Regions from separate parts of the Homo sapiens genome. Here region 1 is linked to region 2. A link is a contact called in ENCODE Hi-C or POLR2A ChIA-PET data. All regions are on one chromosome and are shown on one strand. The core of a region is the stretch at or near the end of the contact, and the rest is flanking DNA. Distances in the headings are between cores, read along the strand shown.

The links. A loop is a pair of places that touch in the nucleus more often than their neighbours do. ChIA-PET counts read pairs that join two places held with the same protein, here RNA polymerase II (POLR2A). Pooled maps may share reads with other maps.
Region 1: a loop to region 2 is called in a pooled map, with 3 times the contacts of the local background. The contact joins two enhancer-like sites. A Hi-C loop is called at or near these places in 1 of 50 pooled maps. POLR2A ChIA-PET finds 5 or more read pairs at or near these places in 2 of 52 experiments (AG04449 and activated T-cell).

The regions. Positions count from the first base shown.
Region 1 is chr16:10,962,830-10,965,777 of GRCh38, reverse strand. The region is part of intron 3 of CLEC16A (C-type lectin domain containing 16A); the gene reads right to left. Among named protein-coding and RNA genes, the nearest start is that of CLEC16A, 20 kb to the right of the region's middle. RefSeq lists an enhancer at 182-261. Within about 2 kb of position 1,602, at least 8 of the 41 ENCODE cell types and tissues checked have a DNase peak (open chromatin) inside an H3K27ac peak, as active enhancers do.
Region 2 is chr16:10,841,483-10,844,472 of GRCh38, reverse strand. It overlaps the pseudogene LOC729945. Among named protein-coding and RNA genes, the nearest start is that of TVP23A, 24 kb to the right of the region's middle. RefSeq lists an enhancer at 1,212-1,441. Within about 2 kb of position 1,317, at least 7 of the 41 ENCODE cell types and tissues checked have a DNase peak (open chromatin) inside an H3K27ac peak, as active enhancers do.

The DNA.
Region 1 (2,948 bases), core at 353-2,852, 120 kb before region 2:
CAGGCTGGGATTTTTCTACTACCCCCTCACTGTGTGGCTGACTTTCTGTGGTATCCTTTTCTAATAAACCCGGGAGCCTGTACGTAATCTCAGTCTCTCGGGACTCTGTCACTTAGGTCACTAACCCCAACAGGCAACAGGTGCATTTGTGAAATGGTAGCTTGTAATAGTGAAAAGCTGGAAACCACCTAAATGCCCGTGGTCAGGTTAAATAGATTATAGCACAACAAGCTGCCACTCCTAAACCAAACCAGGCAGGGTTACAGAACGGGACAATGAGATCTAGGATACACTGGGAAGGTGGGAAAAAGAAAAGCAAACAGCAGAATGGCTGGTGCACAATGGATCGTTAGGGTTGAATTCTGCAGAAACTTGACTTTACATTTTTCTAACATTTGGCTTTTCGTTATTTAACAATGAGGACATTTTTTCTTCTGTGATTAGAAAACAAAAATAAAAGCAAAGGTCTTCTATCCTCCTCACCCCTTACAAATCCAAGTTCTGTAAACGTGCAATGATTTCTACCCTTTTTGCAGGGCTTATAAAAGCACTGTGGTGAAGGGGCTATAAAGCCAGGGGCATCTGCCTGGGTTTCCCACAGCAGGGCACCCTTTTCGGTGCCAGGACAAGAAAAGCCACGCATACTGCATGATCTCAATTACAGGGAGAATCTAAGACAGTCAAATTCATAGAAGCAGAGAGTCAAAGGGTGGTTACCAGGGACTGGGGAGGAGGGAAATGGGGAGACGCTGATCAAAGGGTACGACGCACGATGAGTAAGTTCCGGAGCTCTCATGTACAGCACAGTGACTACAGGTCATCCTACTGTGTTACAGACTTGAAATCTGCTAACAGATCTACTGCATATTTTCATCACCCAAGGTGCACACACAACCCCCACCCACACACACGCACAAAAGTGAGGTGATGGATATGTTAATTCACTTGATTGCCGTGATTATTTCACAATGTACACATTTTTTTGTGTATATGTATATATTAAATCAAGTTGTACACATTAAATATATACAATTTTTAAAAGCCACATAATTCAGAGAAACACTCTAAAAGCCGTAAGTTTTGATCGCCCCACCCCCATCTCAATCCAGTCACCCCGTGCCTAGCTGGACTTTGAGAGGCTTCCCAGGGCAGGGACACTGAGGGTGATGTTGCCTTAAAGGATAAAACCGACACCATGGCCATGTCCTATCTGCCAGACCCTGTGCCTCGCTCTGAACACCTGCTCTCACGCTCACGCCCAGCCACTCTATGCTGCAGCCACTGTGCTCTCCTCTTGACAGATGCACAAACAGCAGCTCGGAGCCTTCACTGTCCAGGCACGTGCAGGGAGCCAGTGTGGGGCAGAACTGGGCCTGGGACCTGGTTCAGTCTGAGTCAAGGGCCTGTGCCACTGAGCTGGATCTTCCCCTCAGAGCTTTTAGAAACCGCAGTCATTTCACATCCAGTGAAACAGGCGCTGGTAACAAGGGAAACCATTTAGGGAGACAGGAGTCGGCCCACATTTGTCAACTTGCGGTCACCGGGAAGCATAAGGCGTCTCTGAGGCAGCAGCACCACCTAGCGGCGGCTGCGAGAGCCATCACTCAGCAGCCCTTTCACCTCTCCCTCTTGGCCAGAGGAATGCCACCATCTCTACCTCTTTCTGCCCACTGCAGACTTTTTTCAGACCTGTCCTGGGGACTTAGAGCCTGCCTCTGATATAGACATTTGGCCACTTGTCCCCCACTTCTGGCGGGCAGGGCCCGGGCTTGGTGAAGTCACCTTGGAATAACAAAGCTAGCAGTCTAGCGTGGAGGATTAGGAACCAAACCAGGGTTTCTCAGCCTCGGCACTGGGGACAATTTGGGCTGGGTAATTCCCTGTTGTGGGGGGCCTGTCCTTAGCAGCACCCCTACCCTCTACCCACTAGATGTCAGCAGCACCCCCAAGAATGTTTTTAGATGATGCCAAATGTCCCCTCACTGAAGACCACTGAGCTAATCGCCTGGGATGAAACCCCTTCTCTATTCTGGCTTTGCTAGAGCTGGCGCCTGGGTGTTAAAATGAAAGCACTGATGGCACCTGCCTCTCAGGGGTGGTTATTACGGATGACGAAACTGAGGCTTAGTGAGGGCAGGTAAGAAGTTCGGAGTCACACACTCACTAGCTGGGTGGAGGGACTGAAGCAGGAGGGTTGGTACCAATGCACACACCCTTGCCTGCCCTCTGGCAGAGATCTTCCTTGTCTTACTTCTTCCAGTGCTTATTCCATTGGCTGATGATTCAGCGACCCCAACTCTTTAATAGCAAGTCATAAAGAAGAACTGCAAACACCCCCAGCATCATCAGCAGAGGGGAACCCTCTGATAGTACCCACCACACAGAAACAAACACAGGCTTAGGGACTGAACTATGTCTCCCTCAGGTTCCTACATTGAAGCTCTAACCCCCATTGTGGCTGTATTTGAAGACAGGGCCTTTGGCGAGGTAATTAAGGTTAATGAGGTCATAAGGGTGGGGGTTCTCATCCAATAGGACTGGCGTCCCCATAGAAGGAGGAAGAGACACCAGCTAGCACTCTCTCAATTTCTCTCCACTCACACACAGATGAAAGGCCATGCACAGCAAGAGGGTGGCCGTCTGCAAGCCAGGAAGAGAGCCCTCACTAGAAACCAACCCTGCTGGCAACTTGATCTTGAACTTTTTTTTTTGTTGTTGTTGGAGACAAGGTCTTGCTCTGTCACCCAGGCTGGAGTGCAGTGGCACAATCACGGCTCACTGCAACCTCGACTTCCTTGACAAACAATCTTCCTGCCTCAGCCTCCTGAGTAGCTGGGACTACATGTGCACACCACCACACCCAGCTAATTTTTGTGGTTTTTTGTAGAGACGGGGTTTCACCTTGTTGTCCAGGCTGTTCTCAAACTCCTGAGCTCAAGTGATCTGCC
Region 2 (2,990 bases), core at 68-2,567:
GGAGAGAGAGGAGAAGGCCAGGTGAAGATGGAAGCAGGGACGCCCAGGGGTGGTGGCTCACACCTGCAGCCCCAGCACTTTGGGAGGCCGAGGTGAGAGGATGGCTTGAGTCCAGGAGTTCCATACCAGCCTGGGCAACACAGAGAGACCTTGTCTCTACAAAAAAAGTTCTAAAAATTAGCAGACATGGTGGTCTGCGTCTGTAGTCCCAGCTACTCTGGTGGCTGCGGATCACTTGAGCCTGAGAGGTGGAGGCTGCAGTGGGCTATGATCATGCCACTACACTTCAGCATGGGTGACAGAGAGACCCTGTTTCAAAAAAAATAACAAGTCTCCAGCATTTTATTTTGGGGAAATTGGGTTTGGTTCATGCTGGTCCCTCTTCCCTGTTGCAATGGTTTTACTGAATGAAATCTTCTTCAGTGCATTAGCTAGTGGTGGGCTCTGTTTATCTTTGATGGGCAGAGCCAGAGGTATAAAAACAGTGTGCTCATTCTCCTCCACCTTCCAATCTCCTGTCTGGGCCCCGCATTGGCCAATGGGAGCCTGTGGGTGGTGGGCACCACAGCTGCCTGCTGATTGGGGCTCTTATGGTCAGCATCTGTGCAGACGGCAGGTGGGGAAGGGAAGAGAAGGGAGGGGAATCCCTCTGGAGGCAACAGAAGCTAGCCAGCACACCCTGCTTCCTGGGCGCTTCTCGTGGCATCAGCAACAGTCTTATCATGACTGTCCCTTAAAACATTCCAAGGCTGGGTGCGATGGCTGATGCCTATAATCCCAGCACTTTAGGAGGCTGAGGTGCGTGGATCACTTGAGCCCAGGAGTTTGAGACCACCCTGGGAAACTTGGCAAAATCCCATCTCTACAAAAAATACAAAAATTAGCCGGATGTGGTGGTGTACACCGTAGTCCCAGCTACTCGCGGGACTGAGAAGTGGAAGGATCGCTTGAGCCCAGGAGGTCAAGGCTGCAGTGAGCCAAGATTGCACCACTGCACTCCAGCCTGGGTGACACAGCAAGACCCTGTGTCCAAATTAAAAAAAAAAATTCGAAAATGTCTCACTTCTTCTGGGCAATGTGCTCTGAACTTCCAGCTTTGGTCTCAGGACACACCTAAGACACAGCGGCTCTCCAGGTGGGTTCTGATGTCAGATAAAGACATGCATGACCCTGCCTGTTGGGTCACACGGCTGGCAGGATGGCTCTGAAGGCCTCATGTGTGTCTGGCCTGTGCTTAAATCCCAGCCAAGGGAAGCAGCCGCCCAGTCCCAAGGCCTGGCTTTCGGTTTCAGGCTGCCTGTGGTCACACCAAACTCAAGGACTCTAGAAAATATTGTCCTGGTTCTGCAGCCTCTGGAAACCCCCTAAAACTCCCAGCAGGTGGGAAGGTGCAAGGGGCTGTGAGGAGGAAGCCTCAAAGGCCCCAGTCCCCACGCCTCGCTGGGGTGCCTCTCTCCTTCTAGGATCTGGGAGTAAGGTTTCTCTTCTGACATCCTCAGCCTGGCCCTCCTGCCAGCCTCCACCCCTCACCAGGAAAGGAGAATACTCATTTATTATATTTTATTTATTTATTTATTATATTTATATATTTATTATATTATTTATTTTTACAGACAGCATCTCACTTTGTCACCCAGGCTGGAGTGTAGTGACATAATCACAGCTCACTATAGCCTCGAACTCCTGGGCTCAAATGAGCCTCCTGTCTCAGCCTCCCAAGTAGCTGGGACTATAGACATGCACCACCAAGCTCAGCTAATTTTTTAATTTTTTTTAGAGACGAGGTCTCACTCTGTTGCCCAGGCTGGTTTCAAACTCATGGGCTCAAGCAATCTTCCCACTTTGGCCTCTCAACATGCTGGGATTACAGGTGTGAGGCACCATGCCTAAACTGGAGAATATTTAAAATCCAGAAAGGAAACAAAAACTGTGCTATTAGGAGGCAGGACAATGGTTCCTCTGGCAGGGGAGTGGCTGGAAGCGACTGACCCCCACAGGGGCTTCTGGGGGCTGCAAACATCCTGTTTCTTGGTCTGGATGCTGGATCTCCGGGAGTGTTCAGTTTCTGAAAATGCATTAAGTTGTACATTTATGATTTTGCACTTTATATATGTTATGCTATTGTTTAAAAAATATATATATTTTTTGATAGAGTGAAGCTTTGGAAAATAGCCTGCCAGTTTCTCAAAAGTTACAAAGGGAGCTGGGCATGGTGACTTACACCTGTAATCTCAATGCTTTGGGAGGCTGAGGCAGGAGGATCACTTGAGACCAGGAGTTGGAGATCAGCCTGGGCAACATAATGAGACCCCCATCTCTACAAATATAAAATTAGCTGAGCATGGTAGCGCACTCCTGCAGTCCCAGCTACTCAGGAGGCTGAGGCAGGAGCCCAGGAGTTGGAGGCTGCAGTGAGCTGTGATCCCACCGCTGTACTCTAGCCTGGGCCACAAAGTGAGACCCTCTCTCTCTAAAAAGAAAAAGTAAAAAAGAAAGGTGTTCTAAAATTGACTGTGGTGAAGCTTGGACAACTTTGTTTGTATACTAAAAGCCAATGGCTGGGCACAGTGGCTCACACCTGTAATCCCAGCACTTTGGGAGGCTGAGGTGAAATGATGACTTGAGCCCAGGAGTTCGAGACCAGTCTGGGCAACACAGGGAGACCTCATCGCTATAAACAAATTCGAAAAGTTAGCAGACATGGTGGTCCAGCTACTCGGAGGCGAGGTGGGAGAACTGCTTGAACCCAGGAGGCGGAGGTCGTGCTGCTGCACTCCAGCCTGGGTGATAGAGTGAGACTGTCTCCAAAAAAAGAAAGAAAAGAAAAAAAGCCATTGAATTGTACACTCTTAATGGATGAGTTGTATGGTATGGGAATTATACCTCAATAAAACTGTTATAAGAAATTCAGCAGGGCATAGAAAGGAAACATAGTGAGTTTTTGGCCAACGTCAGCACCATCACCTCAGATTATTCCACCACATCGTCTG